Linked DNA regions of Homo sapiens: region 2 is linked to region 1. The links are chromatin loops, found by intact Hi-C in ENCODE. Cell type or tissue: adrenal gland. All regions are shown on one strand. Links, peaks and the distances in the headings refer to the core of each region. The heading gives the core; the rest is flanking DNA.

Region 1 (15,520 bases), core at 4,022-12,021:
GTGGATAAGCTTTTTGATGTGTTGCTGGATTCGGTTTGCCAGTATTTTACTGAGGATTTTTGCATTAATGTTCATCAAGGATATTGGTCTAAAATTCTCTTATTTTGTTGTATCTCTGCCAGGCTTTGGTATCAGGAGCCTTATAAAATGGGTTAGGGAGGATTCCCTCTGTTTCTATTGATTGGAATAGTTTCAGAAGGAATGGTACCAGCTCCTCTTTGTACCTCTGGTAGAATTTGGCTGTGAATCCATCTGGTCCTGGACTTTTTTTTGGTTGCTAAGTTATTAATTATTGCCTCAATTTCAGAGCCTGTTATTGGTCTATTCAGAGATTCAACTTCTTCGTGGTTTAGTCTTGGGAGAGTGTATGTGTCCAGGAATTTATCCATTTCTTCTAGATTTTCTAGTTTATTTGCATAGAGGTGTTGGTACAGTATTCTCTGATGGTAGTTTGTATTTCTGTGGGATCAGTGGTGATATCCCCTTTGTCATTATTTATTGCGTCTATTTGATTCTTCTGTCTTTTCTTCTTTATTAGTCTTGCTGGCGGTCTATCAACTTTGTTGATCTTTTCAAAAAACCAGCTCCTGGATTCATTGATTTTTTGAAGGGTTTTTTGTGTCTCTATTTCCTTCAGTTCTGCTCCAATCTTAGTTATTTCTTGCCTTCTGCTAGCTTTTGAATGTGTTTGCTCTTGCTTCTCTAGTTCTTTTAATTGTGATGTTAGGGTGTCAATTTTAGATCTTTCCTGCTTTCTCTTGTGGGCATTTAGTGCTATAAATTTCCCTCTATACACTGCTTTGAATGTGTCCCAGAGATTCTGGTATGTTGTGTCTTTGTTCTCGTTGGTTTCAAAGAACATCTTTATCTCTGCCTTCATTTTGTTATGTACCCAGTAGTCATTCAGGAGCAGGTTGTTCAGTTTCCATGTAGTTGAGTGGTTTTCAGTGAGTTTCTTAATCCTGAGTTCTAGTTTCATTGCACTGTGGTCTGAGAGATAGTTTGTTATAATTTCTGTTCTTTTACATTTGCTGAGGAGTGCTTTACTTCCAACTATGTGGTCAATTTTGCAATAGGTGTAGTGTGGTGCTGAAAAGAATGTATATTCTGTTGATTTGGGGTGGAGAGTTCTGTAGATATCTATTAGGTCAGCTTGGTGCAGAGCTGAGTTCAATTCCTGGATATCTTTGTTAACTTTCTGTCTCATTGATCTGTCTAATGTTGACAGTGGGGTGTTAAAGTCTCCCATTATTATTGTGTGGGAGTCTAAGTCTCTTTGTAGGTCACTCAGGACTTGCTTTATGAATCTGGGTGCTCCTGTATTGGGTGCATATATATTTAAGACAGTTAGTTCTTCTTGTTGAATTGATCCCTTTACCATTATGTAATGGCCTTCTTTGCCTCTTTTGATCTTTGTTGGTTTAAAGTCTGTTTTATCCGAGACTAGGATTGCAACCCCTGCTTTTTTTTGTTTTCCATTTGCTTGGTAGATCTTCCTCCATCCCTTTATTTTGAGTCTATGTGTGTCTCTGCACGTGAGATGGGTTTTCTGAATACAGCACACTGATGGGTCTTGACTCTTTATCCAATTTGCCAGTCTGTGCCTTTTAATTGGAGCATTTAGCCTGTTTACATTTAAGGTTAGTATTGTTATGTGTGAATTTGATCCTGTCATTATGATGTTAGCTGGTTATTTTGCTCGTTAGTTGATGCAGTTTCTTCCTAGTCTCGATGGTCTTTACATTTTGGCATGATTTTGCAGTGGCTAGTACCGGTTGTTCCTTTCCATGTTTAGTGCTTCCTTCAGGAGCTCTTTTAGGGCAGGTCCGGTGTTAATTAAATCTCTCAGCATTTGCTTGTCTGTAAAGGATTTTATTTCTCCTTCACTTATGAAGCTTAGTTTGGCTGGATATGAAATTCCGGGTTGAAAATTCTTTTCTTTAAAAATGTTGAATATTGGCCCCCACTCTCTTCTGGCTTGTAGAGTTTCTGCTGAGAGATCAGCTGTTAGTCTGATGGGCTTCCCTTTGTGGGTAACCTGACCTTTCTCTCTGGCTGCCCTTAACATTTTTTCCTTCATTTCAACTGTAGTGAATCTGACAATTATGTGTCTTGGAGTTGCCCTTCTCAAGGAGTATCTTTGTGGTGTTCTCTGTATTTCCTGAATTTGAATGTTGGCCTGCCTTGCTAGATAGGGAAGTTCTCCTGGATAATATCCTGCAGAGTGTTTTCCAACTTGGTCCCATTCTCCCCATCACTTTCAGGTACACCAGTCAGACGTAGATTTGGTCTTTTCACATAGTCCCATGTTTCTTGAGGCTTTGATTGTTTCTTTTTATTCTTTTTTCTCTAAACTTCTCTTCATGCTTCATTTCATTCATTTCATCTTCCATTGCTGTTACCCTTTATTCCCGTTGATGGCATCAGTTACTGAGGCTTGTGCATTCGTCACGTAGTTCTTGTGCCATGGTTTTCAGCTCCATCAGGTCCTTTAAGGACTTCTCTGCATTGGTTATTCTAGTTATCCATTCATGTAATATTTTTTCAAAGTTTTTAACTTCTTTGCCATTGGTTCGAACTTTCTCCTTTAGCTTGGAGTAGTTTGATATTCTGAAGTCATTCTCCATCCAGCTTTGTTCCATTGCTGGTGAGGAGCTGCGTTCCTTTGGAGGAGGAGAGGTGCTCTGATTTTTAGAGTTTCCGGTTTTTCTGCTCTGTTTTTTCCCCATTTTTGTGGTTTTATCTACCTTTGGTCTTTGATGATGTTGATTTACAGATGGGTTTTTGGTGTGGATATCCTTTCTGTGTGTTAGTTTTCCTTCTAACAGTCAGGACCCTCAGCTGCAGGTCTGTTGGAGTTTGCTGGAGGTCCACTCCAGACCCTGTTTGCCTGGGTATCAGCAGTGGTGGCTGTGGAATAGCGGATATTGGTGAACTGCAAATGCTGCTGCCTGATCGTTCCCCTGGAAGTTTTGTCCCAGAGGAGTACACGGCCATGTGAGGTGTCAGTCCACCCCTACTGGGGGGTGCCTCCTGGTTAGGCTACTCGGGACTCAGGGACCCACTTGAGGAGGCAGTCTGCCCGTTCTCAGATCTGCAGCTGCATGCTGGGAGAACCACTACTCTCTTCAAAGCTGTCAGATAGGGACATTTAAGTCTGCAGAGGTTATTGCTGTCTTTTGTTTGTGCCCTGCCCCCAGAGGTGGAGCCTGTAGAGGCAGGCAGGCCTCCTTGAGCTGTGTGGGCTCCACCCAGTTTGAGCTTCCCAGCTGCTTTGTTTACCTACTCAAGCTTGGGCAATGGCGGGCGCCCCTTTCCCAGCCTCGCTGCCACCTTGCAGTTTGATCTCAGACTGCTGTGCTACCAATGAGTGAGGCTCCGTGGGCGTAGGACCCTCCAAGCCATGTGCGGGATATAATCTCCTGGTGTGCCGTTTTTTGAGCCCATTGGAAAAGTGCAGTATTAGGGTGGGAGTGACCTGATTTTCCAGGTGCCGTCTGTCACCCCTTTCTTCGACTAGGAAAGGGAATTCCCTGACCCCTTGCACTTCCCAGGTGAGGGGATGCCTCTCCCTGTTTTGGCTCACACACGGTGCACTGCACCCACTGTCCTGCCCCCACTGTCCGGCACTCCCCATTGAGATGAACCCAGTACCTCAGTTGGAAATGCAGAAATCACCCATCTTCTGCATCGCTCATGCTGGGAGCTGTAGACTGGAGCTGTTCCTATTTGGCCATCTTGGCTCCACCCCCTGCAGGTGGAAATGTTTCTAAAATACTAACTTTCAGGACTAAGGAGGCAGAAATAGCAGATATATTTGAACTCCGAACCACTCTTCCACCCAGATGATTCAGGATCATAATGAACTTCCACTGCTCCATAGCGACCTCCGGCCATAACCCAGCTTGCTGGGTGTCCGCCATTGTTGGTTGTATGCAAAACGGCCATATATAAGTCAAGGTCCATGCCTGTGTGTTGGTTATTCCTTGCTACTAAGTTTTTCACTCCCTTCCGGGCAGCACTTTGCCTTCTGAGGTGGTGGCTCCCTTCTATTATAAACCCAGGTTCCAGAAGGTTCCAGAGCCAAACACTGGCAAGTGTTGTTTTTTGTTTGTTTGTTTGTTTGTTTTTTCACAAGAACTTGGACTTTGTAGTATTTTTCCTTCCCAAAAGGATTTTTTGCTGGCTATTCCTCCCACCTACAGAAGTAAACTTTTTATATAAATGAGTCATTTAATACTTTGGGAAATCCAAAATGCCAAAGTGACCTGGAATAATCTTAATCTTAAATGTGGGCATAACTGATCAATTATTGATTATAATCAATCAGTTATATCTTGTGTGAACAAATACTAAACAGAAAGTCTAAGGTGAACTTAGACCAGTGGCTTTTAAATTTTTCAGTCATTATAGTTTTACCCTTTCTCTAGGAAACACTCAGAAACAGAATTTTAGCATGTGTTACAGAGCAGTAGATAGCTGATACACTCCTAGACATATGCACCATCTCATTAACCTCCTGTGCCTTATTTCTTATCAAGAAACTGTAACTTGCCTAAAGGGAGGTATTACAGGAAGTCAAGTTGACACTTGATTCACCTTGCTGTTACACTTCCAAGTCTAAATTAATAGCATTTCGTTGGTCAGTCTCTTGTGAGTTCTTAGTTTAAGCCAGACTCCCCAGGTTAAGTCAACTTTAGGAAACAGACTCTCAGGGCTTCCCATGGCTACAAGGTTCATGAGAATTTGGGAAATAAGCCTCCTAAAAATCTTCTTAGCCAGGAAAACATCAATGTCCATTACAGAGTTTGGCATCTCAGTCATTTCTTGAGGGGGCAAATGCATTCAGTCTATCTGCTTAACAACTTAATGCTAACACATGTGGGGTCAGAACAGGCAGCATACTGAGCTGGAGGTGGGAGATCAGACTTTGGATGGTTTTTGATGTCTCCAGGCAAGTGGACTCTTCAGCTTGGCAGCTCTCCCCGGCCACTCTTCTCTTGGCCTGGCCACATCTACAAGCCTCACTACTCAAAATGCAACAGCTCTCACAGGTGTAAGGGCAGGAATGTATGACACGGCCTACTTTAGCCATCTTTTCCAGTCTCCTAGGATTTAACTTTTTATATTCCTTAGTCCTTGAAGTTGCTTACCAAAAAGTGCAGAATAGCTAACAGGAGTATCCGAGGGAGAGAATACAGTCATGGATTCTTAGTTGTTGTTTCTGGTTGGGACAGTAAAGCTCCTTCCTCATCCGTCTTTTCTGCTTATCACTAGAGACAGAAACTAAAAACCATGGCTTCAGGCTGATAAAAGCCTAAAACAAAACAAAACAGAACAACAACAACAAAATTAAGCAAGCTGGACAACCTTATTATAGAAGCTACCATCACACAGAATTGACCAGAAGATCTCTTTCAGGCCTGGGCCATCCAGTGTGTCTTTAATTAACATGCTAAATCAATCAATCATATCCTTCCAAAAGGGCCTCATTTCATGTTTGCCAAATGCTTCTCCCAGTCCCTCAAAACGTTCACAATTGAAGACCAACAAAGACCAGTGTATAGACAATAGAACTCAATGGACTCCCGGTTGCAAATCTATAGTGAGCACAGATGCCACAGATTCCTGTGGCTATGTCCTCATGGCAGGAGAATTTGCATCACTGATCTGTGGCCATATGCTGACTGTGCTCATCCTGTCATTTGTCCTCAATCACAATGGAGCAGTACCAGCCCCTGCTGTACTCTAACAGTGACACTCCCAGAAAAGCCAAATGAACTCAGCTCTTAAGAAATTTAAAACTTAAAAAGAAAAGTTAACTTCCTACATCAAAAATGCTGCAGAACAACAGCTGAAAAGCAAGGTGAGACTGACTCCCCACCACTGACTGTACTCTGGCCTTAGTCCCAGCCACCACCTACTGCTGGGCACAAACTGCATAGGAATGGACTTCAGAGTGACACAGAGAAACTTAAAAAGTAAATGCTGGATTAAACAGATTTCTTCATTCCATGTTTTGCTTGCTGAAATTTCTTTATACAATGTTTATTCAGTGCTTTAAGGATGTAGAAATTAATTTATGTTGGGAAGTTCAAAGGGAGTTGCTCTTAAAAGGTCACAGCATATAAGTTACTCACCAGCTGGCTCCAGAGACAGTGTTTGTCATTCTTCCTTTTCACTCTTTTCTTTTTCACTGTCTTTTTTCACACTCTTTCCCACGTATTTCCTATCAACATTACACCAGTGTATTCTAGCACACCACTAGTGTATTCTAGCACTTTACAGCTTAAATCTTTCACACTGTCATTTCATCTTATCCTCACAACTACTCTGAAGAGGCAGATGGGTGCTGCTCATTTTATGGGTGAATAAGTTGGGAATCAGGAAGTTTAAAGTTTGTTTCAAGAACTGAGTAAACCAGCCAGGTGTGGTGGCTCATGCCTGTGATCCCAGCACTTTGGGAGGCCAAGGTGGGCAGATCACTTGAGCTCAGGAGTTTGGGACCAGCCTAGGCAACATGGCAAGACCCCATCTCTACAAAAAATACAAAAATTAGCAGGTATAGTGCCATGCTCATGTTGTCCCAGCTAGTTGGGATGCTGCAGTGGGAGGATCACTTGAGCCCAGGAGGTGGAGGTTGCAGTTAGCTGAGATTGCACCACGGCACTCTAGCCTGGGTGACAGAGTGAGACTGTCTCTAATAATAATAATAATAATAATATACCTTAGTTAACCCAATATATCCAAAATATTATGTCAACATGTAGTTAATATAAAATATTGAGACATTTTATGCTTCTTTTTGTACTGAGTCTTCAAAAAATGGTTGCACATTACACATACCGGATATCTCAATTCTGACTAGCTATGGTTCAAGTGCTCAACAGCTACCTGCAGCTAGGGCTACTGTACAGAACACTGCAGAGACTACATGTTCCTCAAGTGAAGAAACTGTGTCTTATTTGTATTTTATCCTCATCACCTAACACTGACCAGAGTTTAACAAATTCACATGGGCTTCAAAACAAATACTGAAAGAAACCCGAGCCCCACCTGGCCCTCCACATTCAGGAACTTACAAGCATGGTGGACACGTCTTCTTCCACCTTTTGGCACGTCTCCTTCTCTATGCCTAAGACAGAAAGTCATTTTTATAGTTATCCCAATAAGTTGGTTGCTTTTCCCCCTAGTGAAAGGCTCTTGGAAACCCCAGTGCAGGCCAAGAATGACAGTGAACACATAAACAGCATTCCAAAATTTTATTTAAAAGGAGCGCTGGCATTCTGCTGAGCGCTGTGCAGTTCAGCATTACAAGTCCATGACATTCAGAAGAAGAGCACAGGTTAGTCAGCCACAAACAGGTCATCAACCTTCAGGCAGAAAGAACAGCAAGCCTGCACCCTTGTGTCCATTACAATTTTGGCTAATGCACTGGACTAACCATGGCATTACGGCAGAAAGTGAACACACTGTAACACTGATTTTTTTTTTTATCATCAAGTCTGAATGAACTTAAATTCCAGCCCAGAAGAGTGGCCTTGATCTAATTAATGCAGCAGATAAGATAATAAGCTTTAAAATTTAAGCCAGCAAATCTAAACTCATTCTTCCTCCATACCCTTCAAATGGGCTTCCTCATCTCAGGTCTATCCTCTACTCTACTAGGGTGGAGGGTGACATTTAAAATAACCAGAAGATGCACTCATTGAAGTAAACATAAAAATACAGAAAAGCATACAAAACTTTAAAGCTACAATCCTCCACATGGCAATCACTAACTACTATTGTTGTCAGTTAATTATTTAAAACACAAATGTGACCCTCACTCCCTTGTTCAAAAACCTTCAACCTCCCCACTCCCTACCAAAGGCTCAAGCCCAGATTCCATGGTATGACCTTGTTTCCCACTTGCCATGTACTCAGAGAAAGAAACTGGGCATTTTACCAACATGGCGGCTTCCTCCCCATGGCTGTGTGAGGGTCTCATTTCCCAGAAAACATCTAGGTAAGTAGCCATCAGGACCCAACTCCAAGTGGACACTCCCCAGGACATGGTCTGGATTCACCTAACAGGGCCTGTAGCCACCCCCACACCAGTACAGCAGCCTCCACTTGCCTGTGATGTGGCTGATCAGTTACAGTGTAGCCGGTTCTTTAAATCTCTTCCCCCTTTTTAAATCTGGTTCCCAATAAGGAACCAACTTATTGGGATAACTATAAAAATGACTTTCTGTCTTAGGCATAGAGAAGGAGACGTGCCAAAGGATGGAAGAAGACGTGTCCGCCATGCTTTATAAGTTCCTGAACGTGGAGGGACAGGTTGGGCTCAGGTTTCTTTCAGTATGAAGATAGCATACAGTACTATCTTCAAAGTTAGCAAACAGTAGGGGGAAGAGATGTAAACAAGTGTCCCAGCTGTCTGTATAAATTTTCGTTGAAGGAATTTCCTCGGGTGAGGAAGAATATAATTCAATAAATGTTTACCATGTACTGTGTCAAAGGTGACTCGAAAATGACCGTCTCCTAGTCTCTAACCTCAGTAAGTTTATAATATTACTTTCCTGTAATTGACACACTGCACTAGGTGCTGTGGAACAGGAAGGGGAATAGGAAATGTCATGGGAGCATAAAGCATGCAGGAGAGACCTGAAGGGATGTGCAGATCTGTGTAGGAGGCAGCAAAGGAAAACACTTCAGATGGACGAAATGAAGGCAGGTGCAAGAATACTCAGGATTAACCCAGAGAAACCGGCAGAATGGTGAACACGGTCTTTGGGAAAGATGTCAGGGCAGAAGGCAGTGTTGGACAAAATCAGGAACAATGCTTGGCCCAATATTTTATAGAAGAGAGACTGGGATCTGAGATGGGAAGGAGACCAGGGGGAATAAATTGCTCCAAGTCCTGACTTTCCATCTGCTTCCCTGGCTTAATGGCAGATCATGACTTTTAAAATTCTGTGCATAAAATGCCACAAATAAAATTATGTTGTTTAAGAAGATCTAAGTTTTTAATAATGTTTAATGTAGTCAGGAACATGTTTCTAAACTTTTCATAAGTAAAGTTTAAAGCCATCCATCTAACTTGGTACCCAGGAGAGGGGCTTAGCTCTAGAATGATCTGAAAAGTCCATCAGTAAGAGGCTTCAGCCCTGCTTAGTCCAACTTCCTCATTAGCACTTTAAGAAAGATTTTACAGTGCACTGGTCAGTTTCAACCTAACACACTGTACCAGGAAAATTTACAGTAGCCTAGGGTCATTAAGATAATCTCTTCACACTTTGACATTGTGGCTAAACGATCATGGAACCAGACTGCTTAGAGTCAAATGTAGTTCTACCATTTACTACTGACAAGGTTCAGAACACACTTCACCAAAATCTGGTGCCTTCGCACCTGAGGACACAGCAGAAGCAGGAAGGTCTCTTGGCACCTCTCCTGCCCTCTCCCCTGAAGCAGGCCATAAAGGAATCCCTCAGACCTTCCCATGAAAATAGGTCATAAGACCTAATAACAGAGGGGTCCTCCCTACACCCAGAGAAAAACAAAGTCCTTATCCTGAAAGACACAGACACTAAGAGGAATTGAAATAAACAGGATTGACTAAGTTCCCCTAGTTTATTACCATTAGATCACACCCTTCTGTCCTCCAATTGTACTTCTGCACAACTCTCCATAAAAGTACAGTTTTCCCTGTTTGGGTCTTCATTTCTGGAGGCTCTAATGTCATGTAAAACTTATATTAAATATATTTGTATGCTTTTGTCTTGTTGATCTGTCTTCTGTTAGAGATGTCTCAGCCATGAACCTTGTGATGAGTGAGGAAAGATACCACTTTTCTTTCCTACACTTGCCAAGAGACTTTAGTCAAGTTACTTAACTTTTTGCCTTCTTTGTTTCTCTGAAAAAAGGAGAAAAGAGTAACACCTTGCTATGAATAAGTATATGCAAGGCACTTAGAACAATGCCTGCACATGATAAGGCACCATATGTATTAGTTATTATTTCTGTAAGTTAAACAATGAACATAAAAATCATAAAAAGTCAGACATATGACATATTTATTTTATTTATTTTTTGTTTTACTTTAAGTTCTGGGATACTTGTGCAGAATGTGCAGGTTTGTTACATAGGTATATATCTGCCATGGTGGTTTACTGCACCTATCAGCTTGTCATCTAGTTTTTAAGCCCAGCACGCATTAGGTATTTGTGTTTATGCTCCCCCTCCCATTTTCCCCCACCCCCCTGACAGACCCTGGTGTGTGATTCTCCCCTTCCTGTGTCTATGTGTTCTCATTGTTCAACTCTAACTTAAGAGTAAGAACATGTGGTGTTTGGTCCTCTGTTCCTCTGTTACTTTGCTGAGAATGATGGCTTCCAGCTTCATCCATGTCCCTGCAAAGGACATGAACCCATTTTTTTTATGGCTGCATAATGTATGACATATTTATAGGCCATCTGATATAGTTTGAATATTTATCCCCTCTGAATCTCATGTTGACACTTAATCCCAATGGTGGAGGTGAGTGAGGCCTAATGGGAGGTGTTTGGGTCATAGGGGCGTATCCCGCATGAATAGCTTGGTGCCTTCCTTGTGGTAATGAGTGACTTCTTGGTCTCTTAGTTTCTGCAAGATATGTCTCTTAAAAACAGCTTGGCATCTTCCTACCCCTCTCTCTTCCTCCTTCCCTCTCGCCATGTGACCACTTGCTCCCCTTTGCCTTCTGCCATTATTGGAAGCTTCCTGAGTCCCTCACCAGAAGCAGACACTGGTGCCATGCTTCTTCTACAGCCTGAAGAAAAATGAACCAAATAAACCTCTTTTTCTTATAAATCATCCAGTCTCAGGTATTCCTTTACAGCAACGCAAATGAACTAACACACCACTACAAGATATGGCCATATTGACAGAAAATTATAAAGAAATTCAAGCAGTCTCACACACATCAGCGTCTCCTATACAACTTGCCACAAGTATCCCTATGTTCCTAGTACTTCAATAAGCACTTTTGTTAGTGTCCACTTTCTCGATAAAGAAGCAAAAGCATAGGTCAATAATCCTAAATCTATCCTTCCAGTGACCCAATTCTTTAAGCTCTGTAAGGTGCCTCCTGCTTCATTAGGCTTTCAGGCATTTCTATGCATATATACATTAGAAAGATGAAGATATGCTTCCATACCTGCTTCTGAGGATGAAAACGCATGATTTATGGTAGACATGGGAGCACTGGAACATTCAAAGTACTCCAGGTCTCCCTCTGGTCACCTTTCACCTTGCCCGCACCTGATTTCTGACCACATGACGTGGATGTCAGTTTCTCCTCATTGGTAGCGTGGACATCCCTATTAGAAATGTCTGAAATCTGGTAGATCACTGCCCCTTCATCCTGAGAAACACAACAAAGAAGATGTTACCCTTTAGGAGGGCAAGCAATGGGGAAAAGTGACATCTCATGAATGGAACCAAGTGGATACAACTCCATAAAGATATCTGAGGGAGTTAGCCACAGATCTGGGTACAAAGCAAGGAGGAAGCTGGAACTTTCAATTGTGACATGCTGTTTTATAGAACCTAGGTTCTGTAATTTGAGTCTGAGGTTTTAAAAAATGAGCTTCTCTAGGCTAAGTTTATCAGCAAGCAGTTTAAGTGGTCTAAGACAGTGGTTTTCAATTTTTTTTGATCAGATACCTCCTAATTTTTTTAAATCTATGTACCCCATTTCATTTTCAAATGACATCTAAACACTTTTCAGCATAAGTTTAAATAATTGCAAAGAATGTAATATCTGCCTTATTCTAAATATTGAATTTGCTTAATGCTATCTAGTTACCTTTGTGATATGATACCATATGATCCATTTTAAATTTACACAAACAAGTTCCTGAATAAGTCAGAAATTTACGTTATTCATTTTCCATTACGTTATTCATTCCACTTCCATCAAGAAATTATCCCAATGAAAAACATCTGCATGACTGAAAGTCTTTTAAAGGTCTCTATCCAATGCCTCTGTTACATTTTTTTCTTTGACTATAAGTCTTGAGGTGTTAAATTTTTTTTTCTGCTGATGAGTTATTGTTACATTTACTAATGCACAACTTATTTTCAAAATATTGCAAGTTTTGATAAGTATTAGACACAAAAGTAAATTTTTATATCATCTACAAAATGTTTTATTGCACTAATTCTTAAAAACTTTTACAGTACAAAAATATGTGGGTTTGGGTTTTTCTTTAAAGAAAACAAAAGATAAATTTCTCATAGTTCTTGTTGCCTACATTAGCAAAATTTGAGGGAGAATCTTTTACACATTTGTAACAGATGAAAAATAACTCAGATTGCAAATTTCCCCCCACTGCACCCCTTTTTTTACATCTTACACCATATACCAAATTTCTGGTCCAAATTGTACAGAATAAGTTATGTTAAAATTGAATTCTATTAGCCAATATGAATGTATTTCTAAAATCATAAGCATACTGACATAAAGTTTTAAAAAGAACAAAAGGATCTCGTTGCAATCAGATGGGCTTGGGTTTTGGTTTATGTGTGTTTTGCAATTAGTTCATATGGTCATGGATGCATACTGTTTATTGCTAGAATGTAACAGAGGTCAATGTCAATTTTATTCATGATTTCTATTTTTATAATTATAATTATTAAGAAACCTTATTTATATAAACGATAGATGAAACAGAAGGTAGTTCTGTAACAGAAGGACTTTCAATTCTTTGAACCCCTTTCCAAGTCATGTGCCCAAAAATTCTATCATCAAAGATTATTTTTAGATCTATCAGCTAACAACTCAGGTCTTCTTATTTTGTCGAAACCAATGAATTGGGAAACCATCTGACTTAAGAAAAATATCTTTCAGTTATTAGAGTCAATTATCTTCTTAGAACCTATACCAATATTTCAGATCTTCCCTTTGGTGCCCTGGAGACTTTCACACCCTGTGGTGATGCATCTTTGTAGCTTTTAGTGAGAGTTTTACAAAAAAAAAAAAATGGAGACAAAGAGAGAGAGAGAGTCATTGTGAAAGGGTTCCCTTTTCTTCAGGCGCCTTTTCTTCAGGGACAGTGAGGATCTGGAAATTGGTTTCTCAGGCACTCATTGGAAAGTCCTTATGATCCACTCCCGCTGGGGGACCCCTGGTCTAAGAGACATTCTGGGGATGAGCACAGACTCACCTGAGAACATGCACCCAGGCAAGAGACTGAGTTTCATGCTTCTTCACCTTAAAGCCACTCCTGGCAAGAGAAGAAACATAAAAAAGCTAATTTGGAACCACACTGACAACTGTCAAGGTATGAAATGGGACAGAGAGCAGTGTGTGCAGATAGAAGCCAAAGCGTACAGCACCACACACACCATACATCTACCTGTGAGAGAGGCAGGGACACCTTTTATGCCTCTGAGTTTTCTCTGGAGAGAAGAGGTAAGCAAAGACCTAGAGCGGGGCTCATTCTCTGAAAAGACCCCCTTGCTTGCTTCTGTGAGTTTTCAAACACTAGCACTCTGATGTCTATGGTTTTTAATTACACACCACCAAAAGCTTTTCAGACAGTAGAGCCTTAGCAGCTGGAGACATTCAGTTCCTCTGAGCCTCCCTTGCTTGGCTTTGACATTCATTAGAAAAATCATCACGCTGGACTGGTTTCTTTAAAAATTCTTTATTTCACCAAAAGCCACAGAAGTCTCATAAAACAGTTCCAGTTAGACTTGTGTGTTCACAGACAAGAACTGTGGTCAATAAAAAGTGTAAAAATAAAAATATGTGAGTAAACGGTTACCATTCCTATTAAGTAGTAAGATGGAAGATGAATGCCACATATTACACCAAGCCTGAAGCTGGGGAAAGCTTGAACCACCTGTTATTTGTAGACTAGCACAAAATTTGTGATTACAGGACTAATTGAGATTCTGTTCTGTTTTAATAAACTTAGAATTTTCAGTAAAAACACCGTGACCAAAAAAAGAAAAAAAATTTGCAACTTCTTTCTTTTGCAAGAAAAAATAAAAAGACAACCACATAAGTTACCAGAATGTGCATAATCATTACTTCATGATCTTCTTTCCCTAGTTTTCCTACTGAGTGCCACCCTCTGCCACCAAACTCAAGTTGAGCTGACTCAGTAAAATTAACTGTTCCAAGCCAGTAGCTTTATCTTACCAAAAGTCAATGATTTCCAATATTAAATAGCAGAACAGTCCCTCAAACCACTGCTTGAGGCCAAGCCAGCTCTTGGTATTGTCAAAGCACCACGTGACACTTGCCAGGCTAGGGAGTGCAAGTTCTCACACCTAAGGTGTAAAGGCCAAGCCCCACTCCCTGAGGTGCGGACACCTACAAAGCTTAGCTAACTCATGAAGTGGCCAGTGAAATACAAAAAATCATCAAAAGATCAAACTCAGAAGCAAACCATGCTATGGAGAGATGGCTCAGGGAGGATGGGAGAGAAAACTGCCAATGGTCCCAGGGACAAACAGAAACAGCAGGAGTACTTACAACAGAAAACAGAGAAATTTCACTTGTTTAATAATCCCGATGCACCAACAAAATTAAGAGACAGGAAAGACACAGAGGGAGAAAAAAATCATGTAAAGACTGGAATATTCAACTCCAGTCTTGCAGATGTAAAAGCTGCACAATTCTTTCTATGAGGTGAGATACTAATTTAAAATGTCATATTCATGAATGTTATCACTAGTGAGTGAATGATTAACAGACCTCAACCATAAGAGAGACTGGTAGAAACACTCAGAAATGCCGCAAATTCAAATTTGTAGATGAAAAGTAAACTTCCAAGAGGTCTAGCACTGCTTTCTTGTATAAAGAACAAGAAAACAAGATTTTTGGTTGCATAAGGACCTTTAAAAAAACCTATTAAGTGTATTAGATCAAGAAGTTCATTTGACAAAAACAGAATAGGGGAAAAAGGCTACCTACCAGGTGAGGGTGGTAGGACTCGAAAGATGGTATTTCTTGCTACTGATTATAAAGTGTAGAATGAATTACCCTCTCTTTGGCCCAGATTTCATCTTATTTGACATGAATGCACTGCTTGCATGCAACTGAAAGGCTCACAAACGACTCCTTATCGACTTCAGTAGGCTGAAACATCTCACATTTAGAGGAGGAAGTAACTAGGCAGTGATGTGCCCAGTACATACCCCAACTACTGTCTAGAGAGAACTAAATAACCTTAAAAGCCACAAAAGAGGGCACCAAGTCAATAATATTTTTCAACAACCATTTAACTGCTGATATATAATCAAAGAACAGATCCAGAGTTACTAATGACATTTCACTCCCCTTAGACGTTCTGGGGCTGCTGAAGAACTGACTCCTACATCGCTCTATTTTCTTGGTACTTTAGTCCATCCTTCTGCTCTTTAAACTTCTGGGTGTCTTCCTTTCTGCTGTAACTCACCATGGCATCTGGAGTTTTTCTTTAAGTCATAGCAACACTGAGAAGCATTTCCCCAACTGATCTATAGTGACAACTACAAACAC
Region 2 (15,520 bases), core at 3,249-11,248, 220 kb before region 1:
TACTATCTTCATGCTAAATGGTCATTTATGAGAGGTATTTCTCAGCACCCCATCCCTCTGTTCTTATAGTTACCAACCTGCCTTCATGACCTAAGGGATGGCAGATATTCCAGAGATTTCACATCCTTCTGGCTCAACATTTATTCCAGGGAAGGGCATTTAATCCAAGATGGGCCAATAAGAGTCTGTGGGTTTTTGTAGTAGGAGATCATCACATTCTGTCTGTTGGTGACCTTGGAACTGCCAGTAACCCTGTTGAGAAAATGTGTCTACATGAAAAAGTTACCATATGGACATTTGAAAGGCAGATGGAGTTGGGATGTTGCACAATCCAGGAAGCAATGACTCCTTTCTTCTAGATGCCCTAAAGGCCTGCACCATCATGCCATCTCGTTCTTGTGGTTTCATTATTAAGCCAACAAATACTAATATCCTGACATTTTATGTTTCTGACATTTGTTTCACTGATTTCTTTGTTTGTGCTCATACAAAAGGTAATGTTTTAGTATGTCTTTATAATACTTTTTTTTCCCCCAAGACAGAGTCTTGCTCTGTCATCCAGAGCTGGACTGCAATGGCATGATCTCAGCTCACTGCAACCTCTGCCTCTTGGGTTCAAGCAATTCTCCTGCCTCGGCCCCCTGAGTAGCTGGGATTACAGGCATGCACCACCATGCCAGGCTAATTTTTGTACTTTTAGTAGAAACGGGGTTTCACCATGTTGACCAGGCTTGTCTCGAGCTGCTGACCTTGTGATCCGCCTGCCTCAGTCCCCCAAAGTGCTGGGATTACAAGCATGAGCCACTGCACCCAGCCTATAATACTTTTAATAAAGAATAGCACTTTAGGCCAGGCACAGTGGCTCATGCCTATAATCCCAGCACTTTGGGAGGCCAAGGTGGGTGGATAGATTGAACCCAGGAGTTTGAGACCAGCCTGGGCAGCATAGTGAAAGCCTGTCTCTACAGAAAATTATCTGGGCCTGGTGGCTTGTGCCTGTAGACCTGGCTACTCAGTAGGCTGAGGTGGGAGGATTGCCTGAGCTCAGGGAAGTTGAGACTACAGTGAGCTGTGCATTGCACCACTGCCCTCCAGCCTGGGCAACAGAGCAAGACCCTCTTTCAAAAACAAAACAAAACAAAAAACCCAGCATTTTCTATTTCTTGAAGTTATTCCCCCCATATATTTTTGTTAAAGGTTTTATTTACTCCATTTGTTAGTTTCCCTCACCCCATACAAAAGTTTTGCATTCTGATTGGATTTGCATTACCCTGAGGTGTAAAAACTTTTCCTTGCTTTCCAAGATCAGGCCAGAATCCAGGGATTGGGACTCAGATTGCACCTGCTTTTCCCTCTTCTGGACAGCTCTGCTCCTCAGAACCACCTCAACATTACCAACTGGCTTGGGGTCAGCTCCCTGAGCCCTGATTTTGCCTCCTCCCTGCCTAGCGGTTCTTCCACAGCAGGTCTGTCTTCATTTCCAGCAAATGGAAGCCTCATCTGGACACCGATGCATCTCCAGGTTTTCTTTCTGTCTGCTTAAAAATGTCTTCAGGATGCCACAATTTGGGGTTATGTGTGATTCTATTCAGAGCAGATTTTCCCACTCTGAATGTGGAGACAATATTGAGCCTTTGGGCTCTAACCTCAACTCGGTATTTGCTTGTCTGACTGAGCAACATTCTAACCACTGCCTACCTGCCTACTAATCTTTACTAAAAAGGCTCTGTCTTGTTGGTTAGCTGACAGCTTTCACTAAGCCATCTATCTGACCATAGTTATCTGTGTGACTAACAGAGATGAATGGATTAAGGCCTTTTGCCAGGGTGAGTGTCTGGGTGATAATTTCTCTCCTCATTCTTCACAGCTCTGGAACACATCCCCTGCTCCTGCCTCCGCACCTTCTCCCATCTGGAACACATTAAGGGGTTTCATAAGCAGATGTAACTTAGCATACTTCCTGACCTAGCACCCAATGTATAGTTTCATGAACTTGTTCATATGTGAACTGCATGTTTCTGGGGAGTGTGTTGGTAGCTTCCATCATACTCTCAGAAGAGTCAGTAAACCAAGAACCACAGCACAAATGAGACCTTCAGAAAACTCTCAGATGGCTCAGACTGCCCCCAAACACCACTTTACTGCTTTTCTTTTTAAATTTATTATACTTTTTTACATGGGTCTAGCAACCAAAGGAATGTTTTACTGCTTTTCAAATCTGCTCTGAGAGCCAACTTTGAGAGTTGGAGTTGAGGATCAGGGCTGCATGTTAACCTTGTTGGCTGTGAGAAACCTGCACAAGTGGCTTCCAAGAGAGGTCCAAGGGAGTCCATCTGATCCTTCCTTGCCTAGTGGTCTCCTTTAGCACAGGACAGCAGAGCATTCTCTCTGTAGCTCATTCAGAACCCTTTCACTCTGAACTGAGAGATAAAGAATAAGATGTCAGATGTGTTTCTGCATTGGGATAAGTAAGGACAACGCATATCCTGTGGGAAGGATAGCTTTTACACCCAGAACTGTCTGAGATTTTACAGTTAAGCTACATCAAAAACATTAAAAACAGGGAAACAGAAATATCAAGTAAGAATGAATCTAGTAGAAATATCTCAAAAGATAATAACAATATGATTATATATTTGTACTTTGTGTTAATTATTTGTGAAATATTTTTCTTGCATGAGGCAATAGAGGCAACTCCTGCTTCTTTGAGCAGAATGAGAATTTAGTTTAAAGATATAGGGGAGAAAATAGAATAAGTACTGTGGCATTGGCTTGGAATAGGTGTTATTGTGAGTATATGACTTTCATTAAAATAAGAAATATGTAAAAGTGCAAATGTGGCTGCTTGTATGCACACATCCCAACTCTGTCCACTGAGGGGGCATGGTAGCGCTAATAAACTAGTAGTAATAAGCATAGCTGGTTTCTACATTTTGGTTCCCAAATGCCATTCTTTACTAAAAGAACCTGGTGTCCTTGAAGAAATAGCTGATTGCAGGACTGGGACAAGGAAATTACAAGATTAGCCTGAAATATTTTTTTGTGTGAAAAAGTAAAGAAGTGTTCACAGCATGATGAGACTGTCAAAAGTACACAGTTTAAAGCAACCTAAAGGGACCCCTATTGGCAGAATCTGGGACAGTGTAAGAATAATGATAGTAATGGACTGTAGAACATTGAGTAAAATAGAAATCCATAACTCTACACTAATACAAATGAATGAAGAGAAGAGAATGCTCTTCCTATCTGATAAATGCAGAAGGAATAATGGTACTAATAAATTACCATTTGGTTGTCATCACAGTAATGATTACTTCAGGCAAGAAACACGAGTGGATACCAAAATTAATGGAAGAAAGTGGAATGAGGAATCGTATTTGATATAGTCTCAGAGTATCACTCTACAACATTCTTAGTAATTCAAGGGTGAAAAAACAGAGTGGAAAACATAGCAAACACCGTTTTGATCAAGTGATCAAAGTTAATACCATCAGTAATTGATTAAATCAGCATCATGGTGCCTCCTGAGAGGACACAGTGGCAACTTGGCATCATTTCAGTGGCAATTCAGCCACAGGATACTCTGGGTCTACTTCTGAGAAAACATCAGACAGAGGAAAACTGAAGTATATTCCACAAAGTGACTGAGTTATTCTCAAAAACATCAAGGTAATCAAAGTGCAGGAAACTGAGGAACTGCTCCAAATTGAGGAACTGCTTTGGTTGTCTGATCTGGAGGAACTGCTCCAAATCAGACAACCGGGTAAGCCACACAACCCTGGATGGATTCTTTTCCTATAAAGGGCTTTATTAGAACAATTGGTGAAAGTTAAATTTGGTTTAGTATATTCTTGAGTTTTTTTGTGCTGTACTTACTACTTTCCTGAAAGTTCAAAATTGTTTCAAGGATACCACGGCAACTAGAAGGTGAAGGAGGAAATCCAAGAAAAAAGATTCACAGAGGGTGGAGTTCCAAATTCTGTACATAAAATCAGCTAGTATATCTAGCTGACATCTGAACTGCAAATTCCAACCAAGCCATCTTAGGCTGAAGAGATTTCAGCTGCTTTCCACGACCTAGTAGAAAGAGCTTGGAGTTTGAATCCAGACAATAAACTAACTACTGGAAGAGAAACTATCAGTAATATTTAGAGGAACAATATAGAACCCAGAGTCTCTACCATCTATCATACACAACGTCCAGAATCACTTTGCATATGAAGAAACAGAAACACATGAACCACATCAGAAGAAAAGACAATCAATGGAGACAAGTTCTGAGATGACCAAGATTTTCATGGAAAAGTTATTTTTTTGTTTGTTTGTTTTCTGAGTCAGAGTTTCACTCTTGTTGCCCGGGCTGGAGTGCAGTGGCATGATCTCGCCTCACTGCAACTTCCACCTCCCAGGTTCAAATGATTCTCCTGCCTCGGCCTCCCGAGCTGAGATTACAGGTATGTGCCACCACGCCTGACTAATTTTTTATTTTTTATTTTTAATAGAGACAGGGTTTCGCCATGTTGGCCAGGCTGGTCTCGAATGCCTGACCTCAGGTGATCCACTCGCCTTGGCCTCCCAAAGTGCTGGGATTACAGGTGTGAGCCACCACACCTGGTCAGAAAAGTGTTTTTTTTTTGTTGTTGTTGTTTTTTAAAGTGGCTTTTTTTTTTTTGGATGGAGTTTCACTCTTTTTCCCCAGGCTGGAGTGCAATGGCACAATCTCAGCTCACCGCAACCTCTGCCTCCTGGGTTCAAGCGATTCTCCTGCCTCAGCCTTCCGCGTAGCTGGGATTACAGGCATGCGCCACAACACCGGGCTAATTTTGTATTTTTAGTAGAGATGGGTTTTCTCTGTGTTGGTCAGCCTGGTCTCAAACTCCCGACTTCAGGTGATCTGCCTGCCTTTTGGCCTCCCAAAGCGCTGGGATTATAGGTGTGAGCCACTGCGCCCGGCCTAATGTGGCTTTTAAAACTGTGCTCGGCTGGGTGCGGTGGCTCATGCCTGTAATCCCAGCACTTTGGGAGGCTGAGGCGGGTGGATCACGAGGTCAGGAGTTTGAGACCAGCCTGACCAACATGGTGAAACGCCGTCTCTACTAAAAATACAAAAATTAGCCGGGCAGTGGTGGCACATGCCTGTAATCCCAGCTACTCAGGAGGCTGAGGCAGGAGAATTGCTTGAATCTGGGAGGCGGAGGTTGCAGTGAGCCGAGATTGTACCACAGCGCTCCAGCCTGGGTGACAGAGTGAGACTCTTGTCTCAAAAAAAAACACAACCCAAAAAACTGTGTTCAAGAACATATACTCATAATGTCATATATGACATATGTTCATAATGAAGGAGAAAATGAATGGGAAGTCCCAGCATAGAAATATAAATTACAGAAAAAACCACATGGAAATTATAGATCTAAAACATAAATTACCTAAAATAAAAAATTCACTAGATGTGGCCAAGTGCAGTGGGTCATGCCTATAATCCTAAACTTTTGAGAGGCTGAGATAGGAGGATTGCTTGAGACCAGAAATTCAGGGCCAACCTAGACAACATAGTGAGACCTTGTCTCTTAAAAAAAAAAGCCAGGTGTAGTGGTGTATACCTGTAGTTCCAGCTGCTCAGGAGGCTAAAGCAGGAGGATTGCTTGAGCCCAGTAATTGGAGGCTACAATGAGCTATGATCGTGCTACTGCACTCCAGTCTGGGAGACAGAGTGAGACCCTGTCTCTAAAAATAGAATAGGTAGGGTGCCAACAGTGGAGGAGTGTGCAGCTGCATAGAGGGGAAGCCTGACCCTTTCCCACCCATCAGAGTCAGATTTACCCAAAACACACGAGGCCATGAATACCACAAAGATCTGCATGGTGACAGCTCTTGGGCTCTTGTGCTGCTCTGGGCCACCTTTGTATTTGGTTTGCCTCGACCCTCTCCTCCCAAATTCTATCTGTGGAGGTCGCAGCCCCACATCTAAATAAGGACGGAAACATGTGGCATGCAAAACTGACTCGTTTCTATCAGTGCTGAGACACAGCACTGGATGAGAACTCCACAGAAATCATCTTTCTTTCATCTTGGCCTTTGCAGAGTCTCTGGCTAAGTGCAGACTCAGACCCAGCCCTACAGTGCAGGAACTGGGTCTGTGGGTACATCTCAGGGCTTGGAATTATTCCTGGCACCTAGCATGGATGGATCCTGCCAGGGAAAAAGGAAGAAAAAAAGCACACATCTAGTGACTGCTGTAATACAGCTTCTCAGGAGATCAGCTATAAATTTCACCCAAAGCTTAGGGGAAAATAATGGCTAATGGTAGGTAACATGGAGTACCTGCAACACTCTGTTATGGAACAAAGCTAAAAGGAGACTGCATGGTTAGCTTTCTTCTTAGACAGCTTGAGAGCTGAGTTCCTACAAGTTCTCCCCTTGATACATAACCTGCAGTGGGCACTAGAGGGCACAGCAGTGTCACTGTTCTGCTGCCTTCTGGACTTTCTAGAATGACAACTACAGCTCTGGAGAAAGGGGCACCCAACGTGGACCCAGATCCAGGTTTCCCCTGTGAGCTTTCAAGACCTGAAAAGGGTCTGAGATTTTACTCTCCTGCAAGCTAACTCCTGAGCCTGCCAGTTTCACAAAAGCTGGCAGAAGACATGAGACACCTGTGTCAGAGGACAACAATGTTATTACACACAGAAGCTGCCATAGTCAGAGTATCTGAATTTTGTGATGCCAGTTTGTCAAGCCCCACATGGTGATGGAAAAGACCAGATGATGTGGATGTGCAGTGGGTTGTGCTACAGGAGAGAAGCAGCGACCCTGAGCTTAGAGAACCTGGATCTTTTACACTGGCAGGAGGCATGACTGCCCTTTGCTCCTAGGGACACACTATCTCCACCTTCTAAGGCTGTTTGCTGCACAAACATCCTGGAAAAGAAAAAAGACTTTGTTCAGACAAGTCCTCAACAAAGACTTGCAGGAGACATGAGATATCTCTATCCAGGAGATGAGTAAAACACAAGAGATGCAGGCAGCACTGTCTTCAGACAGTGGCTGTGCTTGGAAGCAAAGGCCTTAGGGATAGTGACCCACTAGTGCACTTTATAGGAGCAGCTAAATGGCTCAGGCATTAGGAGCCCAAAAGGAGCCCAACCAGCATCCATGCAGTCACTCATCATTCAATAAACTTTGCTTGAGCACCACTGTGTACCAGGCATACAGCCCTGGTTCTACTCAAATTAGAGTCTTCACCTTACACTTTTGATGACAGCCTTCACAGTTATCTTTTATCTTTCCTCAAATCCTCTAAAAACATTCTTAATCTTTTTATGCATTGGGTCTCTTTGATAGCCACGTGAAGCCTAAAGACCCTTTCTCAGAATATTTTTAAACTATTAAAATACCTAAGAAAATAAAACACCTAAATTAGATAAAATAAATATGAAAATAAATAAGGAAAATATCTAATAAACTATTACTATTATTAAAAACCAGTTGTCAAATATTTTAAAAATATACAAAGTATATAGAATATTTTTAAAAACTTATTTGGGAATAGTCTACGTGCTTCTCTGAGCATTAAAATAAAAAGATTTAGTGGTGGGTCTGGTAACTACTATGACTTCAAAGTCGTGACGAGCATAAAGGATATTTAGAGGTCTGCTACACAACGGTAACTCCCGACTCTAGACTGGCCTCCATGTTTTGGAATAATGCCAATATTTCAGACAAATGTCCTCATTTGGGGTCTAGAGAATAAGACCCCTGCACATATGTAGAATCCCAGAGGATAGAGACCATCTAGGAAGAAGGTGGAGCTCGGCCAGCCTCTGTGTCACACCGTGGGAACAGCAACAGAAGTGTGCATGTGCACTTGGGTGAAGAAGGCAGCATCCGCATGGCCCAGCCCAGACCAGTGAGCAAAGACCCCATGAAGAAGGGTATGTCTTAGCAGAGGCCCCAAGGGCACATGAGGAGGAAGGGGGTGAACTGGACAGAAGGCGGGAGGCCCCAAGAGAAGAGCAGGAGTGGAATGGTGTGACGTGCCTGAAACTACAAGCTGCTTCAAGTCGCTACGTGGGAAGTGGAGGCTGGGAAAGGCCAGGGCCTGGAGTTGGACAGACCGGGCAACATCAGTCATTCCAACGGAGCCCATTGCCTGCTTTCTAGAATGTGGAAAGACATGGCCAGGCGCAGTGGTTCATGCCTATAATCCCAGGACTTTGGGAAGCTGAGGTGGGCAGATCACTTGAGGTCAGGAGTTCAAGACCAGCCTGGCCAACATGGTGAAACCCTCTCTCTACTAAAAATACAAAAATTAGCCAGGCGTGGTGGCACACACCTGTAGTCTCAGTTACTGGGGTCAGGAGGGGTGGGGACTGAGGCATGAGAATTGCTTGAACCTGGAAGGCGGAGGTTGCAGTGAGCCAAGATCGTGCCACTGCACTCCAGCCTGGGTGATAGAGCGAGACTCTGTCTCAGAAAAAAAAAAAAAAGACTTTCTTACTGGTTAGTAAATAGCAGCTGCCCCAGGGTCCCTATACTAACCCCACTTGCCCAGACAAGCACACTTCTCTCCCTGGACCCCCACCACTCCCAAACTCAGAAATTAAAAGACTAACTCCCAGGCCATTTGGGGACCCCTATGCTCTGCCCCAGCATGCATCTGCTCTGATTGATGAGTCTTCATGCTGCAGTGGCCTGCACACCCGGGGACCAGATGTGCTATGGAAGACAATGCACAGTCAGCTTTGCATGTTCAGGAAGTCACGCCAAGGCAGTAGGCTCACTTGGAGCTGCTTCCTTGGTCTTTAGCTTGAGCAGAAGGCTCTTAGCTGTGAGGATGGAAAGGCCCTGGCTGATGGAGTGTTCAGGAGTGTCCTCTGGTGGCCCTCCTGGACCACTGTAAGTTGTTCTCTGCTGTCAAGCATTAAGTTCAGCCTAAAGCTGCCTCCTTATGTGGTTTAAGCTCACTAAAAGATTTCTCCATGCACAGTGAACTGTAACCTAACAGGATGTGTAACAGGCTGGCACCTACAATTGTGATTGTACCAATCAGAGCTTCGGCCAATCACAGGTGGCTGACTGCTCAATCTGTGTTCAAAGAAGGCAGAGGTGGAGCTGTGACCAGTCCAGCTGTTTCTGTGCCTCACTTCTGTTTTCTGTCCCTCACTTTCCTTTTTCTGTCCCTAATATTATCCAACCATGGGGCAGCCGCAGAGTCTCTTAGAACCCCTTTCAGGTTCTAGGGGCTGCCTGGTTTGCAAATCATTCTTTGCTCAGTTAAACTGTTTAATTTTTCTAAAGTTTTTATTTTAATAGAAGTCAAATTGAAGAGCCAGCCTGCACACCCATGGTCTCCAGCATTTTCATGGTTCACTGCAGGACCGTGGGCTGACTTTGCCCTCCTGATCCTGCCCCTTTGCAAGGCTCAGATGAGCTTTCGTGAAGTTGGTGGGGTGGCGACCCTGCTGGTTCCCTTCTAAATGACAGCACATCTGCTGTAGCTGGGTCTCCCTGCAACAGAAGTCAACCCTTATCTTGGATCCCCAGCAATGAGCGTGGCCCGGGACTCCGGGTACTTCTGAGAACTCATCCAGGAACTACTTACCAGTTGGTTTCCCTGTGCATGTGATCAAGGTTCTGGCTTCAAACAGCCTCTTGGTTCATGTTTAAAAAACAGATGGAGAAGGAAATACCATTGAAGAGAAGTAGCAAGGGAAGAATAACCCTAAAGTAGTTGCCCTTCCCAGGGTAATGCAATAAGTGAAAACCCAGATAATTCAAGTATTTTATTTTAGTCAACATTAATTGAATATTTCTTTCAGACAGGAATTTGAGATTTTTTAGTTTTAAGTTTTTATTTTAGTGTAACTAGATTTGATGCAGTGCCTGGCATATAGTAGGTGCTCAATAAATTATTAAGGATAGTTCCAATAAGTTTACTGCACCTGTAAGTTAATAGAATTCAAGATATTGATATAATTATCATTAGATATCTTGGTGAAAAAACTGAAAACTCAGGTGTCAAGCAAAATCCTCAAGAGACTCTATACCAGCAACAAATTGGAAAGCAGTATTTAGTGAGAATAAATTTTCTGTGGACAATATGCCTATTAATAAATGTGCTAAGGGTGCATTTCTGTTTTTAAATGAGCAAAAATGTGTAAATGCAACTATTAGAAATGTAAAATGAATTGAAGAACAAGAAAACAGATGAAAGGAAAATAACTGCTATTGAATTAATAGATTGTATACCACTCCTAAAAGGAAACTATGTGTATCAGCCTGAAAATTTCCTTCAAAAATGGAAATGTCTCCTAAAGGAAACAGGACCAGGTATGCTGGACATCTGACCAGGTGTGGTAGGCACCTAACTCTGTATGCTAGACACCTAACCAGGTATACCGCACACATGACTAGGTATGCTGGACACCTGACCAGGTGCAGTAGACACCTAACTTGGTATGGTAGATACCTGACCAGGTATACTGCATAACTGACTAGGTATGCTGGACACCTAAGAATGCTTTATCCTGACGGACAAGAGATCATTCCCTGGAGTCAATCTTCCTTCTCAGGGCATTTAAATTGTGTTTCTAAGTTGGTAAGATATTTTCCACATAACTTCAGAAAAATCTCAAATGATAATAATGGCTATTATTTATTAAGCATTTGCTATGTGCCTTGCTCTGAGCTAAATGTTTAACATACATTCTTTTGTTTAATGCTCACAATACTTATGTGGAATAATTTTTTTCAAATGGGGAAACAGATTTAAAATTGGAAAATAATTGCTTAAATTCCCATGAATAATAATAAGTTCATCTGAGCACAGGTGTGTCCCATGTCCGACTCTTAGCTCTGTCACCTCCTGTCCCAAACAATGTCACTGGTTTGAGCCCACAGTTACTTACACCTGCGTAACAAGACCATAAATAAGAATATCTTGAAATATACAACAGCAGGCAATCTGGGGGGCTTGTGTAAGCAATTCTGCAAATACTTGGAGTGAAGAGGCAGTAGTCATTGGTGGCATCATGCCACAGGTAAGCATTTAAATGTTAGAGATGCTTTCATTTGATTGGTAAAGCAATATTCTCAAACTTGATCTCATACACCATGCTAATACATCTCTAGATCAGTATACCTGTAGGTCAGTGGCACAGATGTCCAAAGTGTGCTTTAATAAAATGCAAACACTGAGTGTATTTTTGAGGCTGGAGTTGTGTATTCCTCTTTGTGAGAAAAGCAGGAATTTTTTTTCTCATTAGTGCTTGAGGCAAGCTTGAAATACAAGTTAATAGGACTCAAAATTATCTCCATCTAATGTTTTTAAAGGCAATCTTCTTTAACGTAATCAGAGGAAAATAGTATACTTCGGAGACCAAAAAAAAGTGGCATATCTTAGATCAAAGGTTTTTCCTGGTGATTGTGTTTGATTATCTTTTAAAAATATGCATAAGAGTTTCTAGAATGCAGCAATTGGATTTTTTACTTTCTATACTTCTAATTCTGACTTTTATATCATAAGACAATTGGTGTGTCTGTTTATAATGATGGTAATCCAGAAGGGCGAGACTATATTTTCTTAATTTTTCATGAATACATTTATTTCTAGAACTGTAACTAAGGTTTTTCAATAGCTTCACTGAGAACACAGCATGCTGCTGGCTGGTCCCCAAGTTTCTGGTGCCTTCTCAGTCTCATTTATGAGAAGATAAAATGAGAAGTCCTACGCACCCAAGCATATGATCCTGGTGTATGTGTGCTTTGAAGAACAGCAAAAGTCCAGGAAAGGTAGGACTTTGCATACAAATGTGGAAGGTCTGTTGAATGAGGCTTTTCTCTAGGTGGTACAAAGAAATCCCCTGTGAAAATACCTGATATTCACACAAAGGGCTTGGTATGGGCCCAGCCTGTGGTGCACCTGGTAGGGAACAGTATTACTGTCAATATTGCACCTGAACAAAGTCATGCACTTCCATAGATGGATGTCTCAGGATGGCTGCTGTCATCTACACAGAGCAGAACTTGAATAAAAATAAGACACGGAAATTGAGAAGTATCTGTGGGCATGGCTTTGGGGCCAAGGGCAGTGGGGTCTGAAGGATGACCATAAAGATGGCTGCCTGGGAGACAGACTAAGTAATTAATAAGCTCGCCAAGGTTGCCCCACATGCTACAATGATTTGCTTGATTTTGAGCTGTAGGAACAGGAGGCTGCCACGATGAAATGCCACAGGCTGGGTGGCTTGAACAACAGAGGTTTATTTTCTCACAGCACTAGAGGCTGGAAGGCCAAATCAAAGTGTCCTCTGGTGATGGTTTCTTCCTGGCTTGCAGATGACAACCTCAATGTGTGCTCACATGGCAGAGAGAGAGAGAGAGAGAGAGAGAGAGAGATGGAAACAGAGATAGAGATGGAGAGAGACAGAGACAAAGATGGAGGCAGAGACAGAGAGACAGAAACAGAGATGGAGACAGAGAAAGAGAGAGACAGGGACCAAAATAGACAAAGACAGCTAGATGGAGATGAAGATAGAGATAGGGAGAGAAACAGAGAGAGACAGAGAGATACAAAGATGGAGAGAGACAGTGATGAAGAGAGGAGACAGAGCAATCTCTTCCTCTTCTAAATACTCCAGTCCTGTGAGAATTAGGGCCCCACTCTTAGGACCTATTTACCCTTAATGACCTCTTTAAAGATCCTGTCTCCAAATACAGTCCCATTGGTGTTAGGGCTTTAACTTATGAATCAGGGGGACACAGTTCAGTCTGTAACCAGGGGCAAGGGGACACAGCCATCCACACTGAATTCCTTGTTCTTCAGCACTGTTCCTGCCCCCAATCTTGATAAATTGAGGACCCTCCCACACAAAAAAAACACCTTGAATGTCACAGAGAGACTCTTTATGCTGCATTATATTTACTAAGTGGTAGCTCCTTTTGAAAGGAATGATTCACTCTCTCTGTGGGAACACCCTAAATACACAAGGGGCAGAGCCTAAATACAAGAGGGAAACGGAGAGAACAGGCTGGTGTCAGCTTCCTCTGTATGGTGTCCAAGGCTGCCGCTCTGGCTCTGGCCAGCTCATCAGAATTGGGGCCGTAGCTTCAGAAAGATGAGACGTGACTGTCCCCACCTCTGTGCTGGCCCCAGAGTCCTCAGGATCAAGCCTGCCAGCTGTTGCTCTGCCCCAGCAGAACCACGCAAAAGGGCATTGTCCACATGCTCACCATACACAGAGGATGTGGGGGTGCTGAGGGTGAGGCACGACTAGGAAAGTCATGCCCTCAGATGATACTGAGTCATGAGACCTCGATGGGACCCAGGGCACCTGTCAGAGGCTGATGCCCTGAGAGAGGAAGCAGCGTACCCACGGGAACAGGGCCAAAGTGCTAAGGCTTGGACTCACTAGTCAGGCCCCTCTCACAAGGGGAAAAGAAGACCCATAACAGGGCAGTGTAGAGCAGCAATGTTATTTCTAAAAGAATAAGTTCAGGCCAGGCATGGTGGCTCACACCTGTAATCCCAGCATTTTGGGAGGCTGAGATGGGAGGATCCCTTGAGGCCAGGAGTTTGAGACCTGCCTCAACCACATAGCAAGACCTCATCTCTACAAAAAAAAAAAAAAAAAAATTAAAAAATTAGCTGGACGTGGTGGTGTGTGTCTGTGGTCCCAGCTACTCAGGAGGCTGAAGCAGGAGGATCACTTGATGTTGGGAATTGAAGGCTGCAGTGAGGATGATTGTGCCATTACACTTCAGTCTGGTTGACAGAGTGAGGCCCTGTCTCAAAAGAAATAGGAAAGCAAAGAAAAGAAAGAGTAACTTCAGGACCTTCAGAAAGCTTTCAGATTTGGTCTTATATTCAGCAACCAGATGGGCACATTGCAGTGGCATCACACAGTTTTACCATATGTGTTACTGACCTCCCTGGCCACATAGGATTATGTGAGCAGTTTTGCTGGAATACAGAAACCCAATCTCAACCTGGTAATTCAATCCTGTTAAGTGGGGCAATAAGAACAATGACAGATGGAAATTGATTCAGCAAGGATCTACTTTACAGTGAAAATGCTGGGCATGCAAAAACGCACTCGGAGGGGACCTGAGGTCAGTTTATTAACCACGGCAACACGTTTGTTACAGACCTCATGACACTGATGCTGCTCACAAAGGTAAGGGACTCGGAAAGAGCAAGGCTTGGGCAAAATGATAATAGGGAGAAAAACAGGCTTCAGAAGCTATGCCTATCCTTGACTGCAGACCTTGACAGTGTTTTCTCTAACAGGCTGACTTAGAGTAGTGTTTTATGGCAAACTGAAGTTGAATGGCAAAACAAGTCAACAAAGTGATGGGCGTCAGACCTTAAGAGGCAGCAAGTGGTAACAACACAAAACAGGCTCCCACTCTGGCACAAGACCCAGTGAACTGTCAGGGAATCCCAGGTGCCCCTGCAGGATCTGTCTCATGGCAGGCAGAGCACATCAGCGGGGCCAAGGCCCAGGTGAACTGACCAAGGGGAGGTATGGACTTTCCAGGGATAGGGACATGGTTAGGACCCATCCATTGGAAAGATAAATGATGGAAGAGCACTCGAAAGAAGTCTCTGAATTGTTCAGAGTGTAAATTTGGTGAAGGAGGGAATTTTAGATTTAAAAGCGAGGTGGGTAAATACCTTTCTATGCCATAGAAAAATGGTAAAGTTCATTATTACAGGTATAAGATAAAAGTACAGATATTCTTAAAGTGTGTTTGTGTAAAATAATGCAAGATTACTCCACAACAGATTCTCATGACAGTGTTTAGGATTTTGAAAAGTTAGGAGAAAGAAAATGTAATCAATACAGACAGTTCTTGATTTATGCTGGTTCAACTAGCAACTACATCAATAAATGACTTGAGATGTTTAACACCTTATTATAAAATAGGCTCTGTGTTACATGACTGTGCCCAACTGTATGCTAATTTAAGTGTTTTGAGCACGTCTAAGGCAAGTTAGGCTAACCCATGAAGTTCTATAGATTAGGTGTATTAAGTGCATTTTCAACTTACCATATTTTCTTTTTCTTTGTCTTTCATTTTTTTTGAAACAGAGTCTCGCTCTGTTGCCCAGGTTGGAGTGCAATGGCGCAATCTGACTGTATGCAACCCCCACCTTCTGGCTTCAAGTGATTCTCCCTCATCAGCCTCCCGAGTAGCTGGGATTACAGGCCTTCATGCCCAGCTAATTTTTGTATTTTGGTTGAGATAGGGTTTCACCATGTTGGCCAGGCTGGTCTTGAACTCCTGACCTCAGGTGATCAGCCTGCCTCGGCCTCCTAAGGTGCTGGGATTACAGGCATGAGCGAGCAAGCCCAGCCTTCAATGTACCATATTTTCAATCTGCAATGGGTTTATCAGGACATAACCCCATCATAGCTCAGGGGCATCTGTTCTGGACTAGACTACCCTTTGGTTGCCATGACATCCTGAGGCCCCCTTAGCATCACAGCAGAAAACAAACTACTTTAACTGGGCGTTA

The links. A loop is a pair of places that touch in the nucleus more often than their neighbours do. Peaks named below come from ENCODE experiments on the same cell type or tissue, not always from the same donor. Only the 100,000 strongest peaks of a DNase experiment are listed, where the experiment ranks them.
Region 2: a loop joins it to region 1, with 4 times the contacts of the local background. A loop is called at or near these places in 11 of 110 quality-filtered maps.

What each region holds. Positions count from the first base shown.
Region 1 is chr10:37,526,214-37,541,733 of GRCh38, reverse strand. It overlaps the pseudogene TACC1P1. Among named protein-coding and RNA genes, the nearest start is that of LINC00993, 220 kb to the right of the region's middle. RefSeq lists an enhancer at 5,339-5,889. In adrenal gland, for the core only: CTCF peaks have their summits at 7,226 and 7,430; no DNase peak of the experiment used is centred there; H3K27ac peaks cover 248 bases.
Region 2 is chr10:37,745,850-37,761,369 of GRCh38, reverse strand. It overlaps a transcript of ZNF248 not described here. Among named protein-coding and RNA genes, the nearest start is that of ZNF248, 100 kb to the left of the region's middle. In adrenal gland, for the core only: a CTCF peak has its summit at 6,453 (motif pointing right); a DNase peak (open chromatin) is centred at 6,579.